Linked DNA regions of Homo sapiens: region 1 is linked to region 2. A link is a contact called in ENCODE Hi-C or POLR2A ChIA-PET data. All regions are on one chromosome and are shown on one strand. The core of a region is the stretch at or near the end of the contact, and the rest is flanking DNA. Distances in the headings are between cores, read along the strand shown.

What was found. A loop is a pair of places that touch in the nucleus more often than their neighbours do. ChIA-PET counts read pairs that join two places held with the same protein, here RNA polymerase II (POLR2A). Pooled maps may share reads with other maps.
Region 1: POLR2A ChIA-PET joins it to region 2 with 14 read pairs in activated CD8-positive, alpha-beta memory T cell. The contact joins two enhancer-like sites. A Hi-C loop is called at or near these places in 1 of 168 maps with a recorded cell type or tissue (lower leg skin) and 2 of 50 pooled maps. POLR2A ChIA-PET finds 5 or more read pairs at or near these places in 7 of 52 experiments (CD4-positive, alpha-beta T cell, Caco-2, GM12878 and 4 more).

What each region holds. Positions count from the first base shown.
Region 1 is chr10:5,803,326-5,808,167 of GRCh38, reverse strand. All of the region lies in intron 1 of GDI2 (GDP dissociation inhibitor 2), which reads left to right. LOC124902367 (a long non-coding RNA gene) reads left to right here. Exons shown (of 2, transcript XR_007062041.1): 2 at 1-4,842. Among named protein-coding and RNA genes, the nearest start is that of GDI2, 7.7 kb to the left of the region's middle. Within about 2 kb of position 2,312, at least 3 of the 41 ENCODE cell types and tissues checked have a DNase peak (open chromatin) inside an H3K27ac peak, as active enhancers do.
Region 2 is chr10:5,730,245-5,735,038 of GRCh38, reverse strand. It overlaps TASOR2 (transcription activation suppressor family member 2), which reads right to left. Exons shown (of 22, transcript NM_001321783.2): 12 at 3,836-4,552. Among named protein-coding and RNA genes, the nearest start is that of TASOR2, 48 kb to the right of the region's middle. Within about 2 kb of position 2,668, at least 2 of the 41 ENCODE cell types and tissues checked have a DNase peak (open chromatin) inside an H3K27ac peak, as active enhancers do.

The DNA of each region.
Region 1 (4,842 bases), core at 1,063-3,562, 73 kb before region 2:
ATGGGGTTTTGCCATGTTGTCCAGGCTGGTCTCAAACTCCTGGGCTCAAGCAGTTCTTCTGCCTCGTCCTCCCAAAGTGTTAGGATTACAGGCGTGAGCCACCTTGCCCAGCCAGGGTATAGAGTTTAGTTTGTCACTAGGAAGGTATATCAAAATATTAATAAATTTTGGCTCTATTCCCTTCCAAGTCTAAATTGCTCTGTAATCGGGGTTGGGGAGTGGGCATTAATTTTTCAGCATACCATTGTTACTGGCCGTGGAAACACCATGTAGGTGTAACAATTCATATATAGAAATTTCATTCAGCCTCTTCAGGTGCTTTGTCTAATATATTTGGGTGTTGTCCAAATGAGTTATTCTGTTTTTGATGATTGCAACTCTGGTGGTATGTGTAGGGTGCTGAAGGAAGAGAACGTCAGTATCGCTGATGGTTCTGTCCCCCAGCCCCACATCCACATATCTACACGTACTAGCACTTTGGTGCAATTAAATATTAAAAACCATTTTGGTTGGTTACCTGTTTTTATGTAGGAGAACGTCAAGTGCCAGGTGGGTGGCAGATGCTAGTGTCATACAGAACTTGGATTCTGAAGATGGTTTTATAGTCTTAGTGATTTTGGATGTGAATATGTATTCTTATCCTGCTTAGGTCATTTGTAGGTGAGTTTGAAGTTACAGTGGGTACTCTTACCTGTTACATTTACAACTCATGTTGGTGAATATTCATTCACATACAAGTTTCGTGGTTAAAGTTACTTGATGTACATGATAGATGGACCAGCTTTTCTAGTGTGAAAAAGAGAAGCTTAGTTTTTATGGCTTTAATGTGCTTTGCTTGTGAATATTGTGTATTCATCAGATAGGTTGTAGTAGAATTTAATTTTGAGCTGGTAATTTTGGAAAAATATTAAAATTTTAGGATCATTAATATATACTGTGCCCAGATATGACTGATAAATTCTATCAATTAATGACTTCACCCATGTTTTAAAACAAAGCTTATTATGTTTGTGCTATTATATATTCTTTTAGCAGTGTGGAAGCAGTCTTTTATAATAGTTGGGTATAGAGGAACTAGTGGGCCTGCAGATTTTTTATTAGCTTTAGTTAGCTCTTGTCATATTTGCTCCAAGTGGTGCCTTTGAAGGTAGTTGCTGTCAGCTCTTTGGACTCGGCCACATCTTTAAATTACTGGGCCCTTTATTTTAGGCCTCAGTGCTTGCTTTACGGCCATAGTCCAGTGGGTCATGCTTAGTGTGAAAGGTTATATATAGAAGCTGTGCAACACTCCAATTTGCTTGCTGAGATTTTGCTTTCAAAAGTCTGCAGTCTACTTTTGTCAGCTGGGAATGTAACTGTCTTCCTCTGCTGTGTCATAACTTATTTTTAAGATAGTAAATATTTTATTTTCATATGTGGAACTATATGTTGGTGCTGCTTTAGGTTGTTTTCTTCCCCCACCCCCCAAAAGTAAATTGTTTTAGTCAGTATTAGGGTTGATTTTTGTAGTTGTTAAAATACCTTCATTTCCTTTTATGAAGACATAATGAAGAAAGTGAAAAGGCAGGCCACAGAATGGAAGAAGATAATTGCAGTACATGTAACTAATAAAGGATTTATATATAGTATATAAAGTACTTTTATAAAGCAGCGAGAAAAAGCCCATTTAAAAAATGGGGAAAAATTTTGAATAGGCACTTATCATAAGTGCCTTATCACTTAGCTTGATCATCAGTAAACGTTTTTTTGTTTTTTTTTTTTTAAATTTTCTTTTGTAGAGATGGGGGTCTCACTGTGTTACCTGGGCTTAAGCGATTCTCCCACCTTGGCCTCCCAAAGGGCTGAGATTATAGGCATGAGCCACCATGCCCGGTCCCTAATCATTAATCAACTATTTAAAAAGTGTTCAACCTTATTTGTCCTCAGGAAATGCAAATTAAATCACTTCTTAACTAGAATGGCTAAAATTAAAAAGGCAACAGTGTAAGTGGTCAAGGATTTGAAACAGTGGGGACTCACTGCGGACAAAAGTGTAAATTGGTACAACCGTTTTTGGAAAGCTGTTTGGTAATATCTGTTGAAGTTGAATGTATTTATACTCTTCTTGATATATAACAGAAATGCACACTTAGAAGACACATGCGAGAATGTTGATAGAGCATTATTTGTAATAGTGAAAAACTGGAAACTATCCAAATATCCACCAGGAGTAAAATGGAGAAGTAAATTGTGGTATAGTCATTCAGTGGAATCGTCTACAGCTGTGTTACCCAAAGTGTGCTGCATAGATCAGCTGCATCTGCAACACCTGAGAATTTACCAGAAATGCGGAAGTTTAGGCCCCAACTCGGATATTACACAGAATCAGAATCTACAGTTTAACAGGATCTCCAGGTTATTCTTATATATAATAAAATTTGCAAACACAGCTTTAGTAATTCTTGAAATTGGTCCTGGACCAGCATCATCAGTATCACCTCATCAGCATCAGTGGTGGCTGACACCTGTAATCCCAGCACTTTGGGAGGACAAGGCAGGAGGATTGCTTGAGCAAACCTTGCTTTGCAAGGCCAAGGCTGGGCTACATAGTGATATCCTGTTGCTACAAAAAATTAAAAAATTTGGCAGGCGTGGTGGCACATGTCTGTAGTTCCAGCTTCTCAGGAGGCTGAGGTTAGAGGATCTCTTGAGCCTGGAGGTTGAGGCTGCAGTGAGCCATGATCACACCACTGCACTCCAGGCTGGGCAACGGAGTGAGACCCTGTCTGCATCCTGCCAACCTTTTTTTTTTTTTTTTTTTTTTTAAAGAGCAAATTCTCAGATCCAACCTCAGACCTACTAACTCAGAAGCTCTGTAGATGGGGCCTAGCAGTCTGTGTTTTCAAGCCCTCCAGGTGATTTGGATACAACCTGAAGTTTGGAAATCTGGGTAGAATTTACATTTCTAACAAGTTGGCAGGTGATGCCAAGTCAGGAACCACACTGAGATGCCCTGCTTGCAGGGTTAGCCATACACTCTGAAAAGCTCCCGATAGTAGCCGGGTGCCATGGCTCACCCCTGTAATCACAGCACTTTGGGAGGCTGATGCGGGTGGATCATGAGGTCAGGAGTTTGAGACCAGCCTGTCCAAGATGGTGAAACCCCATCTGTACTAAAAATACAAAAATTAGCTGGGCGTGGTGGCGCACACCTGTAGTCCCAGCTACTTGGGAGGCCGAGGCAGGAGAATCGCTTGAACCCAGGAGGCAGAGGTTGTGGTGAGCTGAGATCGTGCCATTGCACTCCAGCCTGGGCAACAAGAGAGAAACTCTGTCTTTAATAAAAAAAAAAAAAAGCTCCAGATAGTAAATATTTTAGGTTATGTAGACGTTCTGGTCTCTGTCACAGCTGCCCAACTCTGCTGTGGTACTAGGAAAACAGCCATAAACAGTATGTACATGAACAGATATGGGTATTTACCAATAAAACTTCACAGAAATAGCCTTCAGGCTGGATTTGTCTCATCTCTGGGGACCTTTGCTCTATAGCAATGATAATAAATAGACCATGCACAAAACATGAAAGAATCTTAAAACGTGTTGCATAATGTCAGACGCAGAAAGTTAATACACATGATTAGATTTTTAGAGTTCAGAAGCGGGCAGAACAAATCTTTGCTATTAGAAATTATGAGAGTGCTGGGGGATGGTGGTGGTTATGATTGGAATACGGCATGAGGGCCTTCTGGAGTGCTCAGAATGTTTTGTTTCTTGAGCTAAAGAAAGAATGATTCAGGCTGGGCGTAGTGGTTCATGCCTGTAATCCCAGCACTTTGGGAGGCCAAGGTGGGCAGATCACTTGAGGCCAGGAGTTCAAGACCAACCTGGCCAACACGGTGAAACCCCATCTCTACTAAAAATACAAAAATTAGCCAGGCGTGATGGTGCATGCCTGTAATCCCAGCTATTTAGGAGGCTGAGGCAGGAGAATAGCTTGAACCTGGGAGGTGAAGGTTGCATTGAGCCAAGATCGCGCCACTGCACTCCAGTCTGGGCAACAGGGTGAGACTCCTATCTCAATAAAAAAAAAAAGAAAGAATGATTCACACTCCTATAGTGAAATTTGAACCTCATGGTAAGTAATTTAAGACATTTAAGAAATACTAAATGAATAGATATATTATGGAAGAAAACTTGAAATTTGTGTGAATTTTAAAAATACGGGTTTCAAAGTCAAATAGACTTGTAGAGAATAAGATTGTTCTTTGACATCTAGGGTCCTTTGGATAAATTTGAGAAATATTAAAGATTTATAAAGATACATGGAATTTCCTTTGTCTCTTTAAGAAATAAAGCACTGATCACTCAAACCCTTTTTGAGTGATTATATGCCCCATCTCTGTGTTTCTTCACATTAATTGTATTAATTTTTTCCCTCTTCTTAATTTGGTTTGTCTTAGTGTATTCATGCTTGCTTTATCTTTTTCCTGAGAGTGGTCATTTATACTTTTCGGTTGATGGTCAATTTATTGGTGGTTGTCCTATATGCTTTGCTTAGGGCTCTAGTTTTCAAACTTTTTAGTCTCAGGATCTGTTCACGTGCTAAAAAATTCAGGACCTTGAGCTTTTGTTTATAAAGGTTGTAGCTATTGATATTTATCATATTAGAAATGGAGGAATAAATAAATCACTGACAAATAATAAACCGATTACATGTTAACATGTATAACAATTTTAACTGTATATGTACTTTTTTTTTGTTATTGAGATAGGATCTCACTTTGTCACCCAGGCTGAAGTGCAGTGGCCTTATCACGGCTCACTGCACCTTTGCCCTCATGGGTTCAAGTAATCCTCCCACCT
Region 2 (4,794 bases), core at 1,419-3,918:
AACAACTGAAAAAAAAAGAAAAACAAACAAACAAACAAAACTTTGGGCTGGGAGTGGTGGCTCACACTTGTAATCCCAGTATGTTGGGGGGCCATGACGGACGGACTGCTTGAGCCCAGGAGTAGGAGACCAACCTGGGCAACATGGCAAGACACTGTACAAAAAAATAAACAAATTAGCAAGGAGTGGTGGCATGTGCCCATAGTCCCAGCTATTCGAGAGGCTGGGGTGGGAGGATAACTGGAGCCCACACCACTGTACTCCAGGCTGGGCAAGAGTGAGACCCTGTCTCAAAAAAAAAAAAAAAAAAAAAAAAAAAAAATCTTCATAACCTTTCCTGACTAATGTGACAGGTAAGACTGAATATGCTAGATCACAGCCCCAGGATATAGATATTTCTGTTTAAACAAACAGCAGCACAGCTTCCATAAGGTGAAGTGGTTAAAACTATAACCACACTGCAGAGAAGAGTTGTATAGACAGCAATATATTTGGAGAGCCATATTATATATTTTACGTTACTACTTGTAAACATCTAAATTTTAATACCATCTGAAAAACAATCTTTTAAAAGATGGGAAGCCTGAGGAAAGTGTGCACCTGGTTTTATTTCTAACAAATCTGCTATCTTACACAATGATGACTCTTAGAAGCGCTCTGGGAAGCCTGAGGAAAGTGTGCACCTGGTTTTATTTCTAACAAATCTACTATCTTACACAATGGTGTCTCTTAGAAGCGCTCTGCTTTGCTTCTCACATGGCATAAAAATAGCTAAAGGTGGAGCTAAAGGATGGGAAGAAAAAGGAAATACTAAACACCTGCTTATAATGCACAACAGAAAGTGTTTCAATCTTTTAAGAGTTAAAATTAAGCCTCAAAGATATCATATGAAATAATCACACATTTAATGTTGGCAAATATTTTTAAATTACATTATACAGAAGACGCTACTTCTCACTAAGGACACTAAAAATGATATTAAACAGTTTAAGAAACTGATCAGTGTTAGTGAAATGTAGGAGAAAAAAGGAGACCCATTTCATTTCATTCTTTTGGGGGTTAGCGAAATGAATAGTTTTAAAAATGTTTTCAGAATATCTTAATGCTGTACATTTCAAGTCTGATTATCTTCCTCCCTACCAAATTATTATATTAATAAGTACTAAAGCAGCGTATTTTTTTTTAACAATAAGACTTCTTATTACACTCTAATTACATTTTCTAAAATCTTCAGCATAGGGAAGAGCAAAATAAAAATAAATCAGGAAAACAGTTAAGACTAAATTAAAAAGAAAAAGATTAGACAACCAAGACCCAGGGGGAAACTTTCTAATATTTGTACAAACAGAAAAGGAAGATATTCCCAAGTACTCCCAGGTGTTGGGAGAAAAAAGAAAAATGAAACAAAGTGATCCTGCATAGATTGTTTTGTTTACATGTAACATTCAATACCATGCTTCTCAAACTGAATGCAATTAATCCACTGGTGGGTTGTAAAATAAATTCAATGTGTCACAACTAGAATTCTTTCTTTTTTTTTGAGATGCAGTCTTGCTCTGTCACCCAGGCTGGAGTGCAGTGCAGCTCACTGCAACCTCTCCCTCCCAGGTTCAAGAGATTCTCGTGTCTCAGCCTCCCAAGTTGCTGGGATTACAGGCAAGTGCCCCCATACCTGGCTATTTTTTGTGTTTTTAGTAGAGACGGGGTTTCACCATGTTGGCCAGGCAGGTCTCGAACTCCTGGCCTCAAGTGATCCACCCGCCTCAGCCTCCCAAAGTGTTAGGATTATAGGCATGAGCCACCACACCCAGCCCAGAACTCTTAAATGAAACAGAATAGAAGGTATCAGACTGTATTACACATAATTTTTTTTTGAAATTTTTGTTCCAGTCATGTATGAACTTGTAGGTACCGGAATATAATATCAAACATATTTCTTACAGTGGATATAATTAAAAACATCTGAGAAACAGTGACAATTTATGTTGAGTTATAGATAACTGATTCAATACCTTAAATTGGTTCATGCAGAACAGTATGGTTGGCCTGGAATCTGTTTTACAGATAGTTGTATAGTCTGGTGCACTGCTTTATACTACCATACTTTCCACTTACCCTCCTAAGTACGCACATCTCCACCCCGTTCCTCAAGCCACAATAAGCCAGAAACCACTATTTATGAAGCCACAGGATAAAACCAAGGTTGGGTACAGTGGCTGACGCCTGTAATCCCAACACTTTGGGAGGCTGAGGCAGGAGCATCAGTTCAAAGTCTAGCTTGGGAAACATAGCAAGACGTCATCTCTACAAAAAAATTTTAAAAATTAGTGGGGCACCCCTGTAGTTCCAGCTACTCCAGAGGCTGAGGCAGGAAGATCACTTGAGCCCAGGAGTTTGAGACTGCAGTGAGCTATGATCATGTCACTCAACTCCAGCCTGGCTGACAGAGAGATCCTGTTTCTAAACAAAAACAGAAAACTCCAAACAAAAAAAACTCCATAGGGTAAACTCTGAATTATTTAGAATCCTGGGATTACCATACCCTAGACGTTTCTTCTTTAGGCACCAACATTTCCAAATTCAAAATATTACAGATTGGCTTGGCAAACTTTTCTGTGAGGGGCCATAGAGTACATACTTTCAGCTTTGAAGGTCATGTGGCTTCTGTCACAGCTGCTCAGCTCTGCCAACACGGCATGAGAGCAGCCAGAGACGACACAGGCACAACCGAGTGGCCCCTTGGCCATAATGTGCTGCCTTCTTCTCCAAAGGAGTCACCCATATACTTCCCTACTCTTTTAGAGAAAATAGAGTAAAACACAATTTGAGATGACTCTAAACCAAAGTCATATGATTTGCTGTCCTATGTTCACTGAAATACATTTGCCAATACATTAAGTGGCTAGGCCAAAGTCATATGGTTTGCTGTGCTATGTTCACTGAAATACATCTGCCAATACACTAAGTAGCTCAAGACTCTAATTCTCACTCAATTTTTCAGGGAGCATCAAAACCACACGAATAATCCAGGTGCTCACGTAAAAACTCTGTGATACACATAAAGGATTAGAAACTCTGCCCCAGACTATTTTACTTTTGGAGGTCCCAGGCATTTCCCTCCTCTCGATAGGTGTTGAGGCTGTCAGCTATCACGGTTTGCTGGTACTGATGTGCCTGATTTTAGAAGAACCTTTTCTACCTCCATTTGTGAAGAGGATGGCACAGAAACTAGATGGTTGTCTTTCTTAGAATGGAACATACACGTGTGGGTGGTTTTACATGTGGAACATAACATGTTGGTGGTGGGTAGGCTTTTGAGGTATCTTGGTCTTTCCTATTTCTTGGTTTTCAGTTGCTATCTCAATCAGAGCTTGTCAGGCATTAGGAGGCACACAAATTGCCTGGAGAGAAATGATGGTGATTCTAACAATCTTCTAACTGATGCTGCAAAGCTGCAGTCCACAGGGACCAAGACAGCAGAGGGATCGAATACAACAACTATTATTATTATTGAGATGGAGATTTGCTCGTCACCCAGGCGGGAGCGCAATGGCGTGATCTCGGCTCACTGCAACCTCTGTCTCTTGGGTTCAAATGATTCTTGTGCCTCAACCTTCCGAGTAGCTAGGACTACAGGCACGCACCGCCACACCCAACTAATTTTGTATTTTTAGTAGAGACAGGGTGTCACCGTATTGGTCAGACTGGTCTCAAACTCCTGACCTTAGGTGATCCACCCACTTGGTTTCCCAAAGTGCTGGGATTACAGGCATGAGCCACCAACGCCTGGCCACAACTATTATTATAATAACCCACATAAATAAATCGTGCTTACCTCTTTTTCTTTTCTGAGGAAACTGTCCTTTAACTAACTTAAGAGTTGTTGGAGAGTCCGAGCTGTTGTCTGCTCTGGAAGCAGTTCTTTTGGGAAAGGGGCGGCACAAGTTCACCTTTTTACTCTGCACCATGTGGGGCATGCTGGCCTTCCTCTTAGGCTGCACTCTCAGATTTGACGCTGGACTCAATGGAAAAACTCTCTTCTTTGCTTTCAACATTTCTTCAGAATCCTTTTTTGTTTCAGTTTCTTTTCTCACTTCTGCCTCTGAGACAAGAAATTCAGGATCTGGAGTCATAACTAAGGAAAATCCAGCATCACAAATTCCGTCTGAAACACAAGGAGACTGAGGATGCTCTGCTAGCAAGTCCAAAGCAGTAGACACTTCCAAAATGTAAGCACTAGGGTCTGAAAAATAAGAGTTCAACTGAGTTAAAGACTCTGAAGGGCACTTTTCAGCTGGAGGAATCAAGTCAAAACCACTGGGCAGTTTCCCCAAGAATGTAGGGTCTTTCATTCTATCCTGAGGAGCAACACTCAATGAAGGGCTTCTGTCCGCCTTGTACAATTCTTGGAAATGACGCTTTACTAATGTGTTTGGATGGATTCTTTCTTCAGGAAGTGATTTCTTTGTTTCTAGCAGGGCACAATTAAGGGTAGATAAAATAGGTATCACCTTCATTGAGATGTCATCTTCAACTTTCAAATCTTTCACCCCTAGAATATATACACACGTATTAAACATCTGAAGTTTATTTTTTAAAAACAAAACATTCTGGAAAAAAAAGCTTTAGATTTCAAAATTATGTGATGGTTAAATATGTTATAGTATTTCAAATGACAACCTAAATGGCAATTAATAGAAGACTTAGAGGTACATTTAACAAATGTATCTCCATATACTTGAAATTACATACACACACACACTGAACTGAAAAAGAATCATCTGACATGCAATC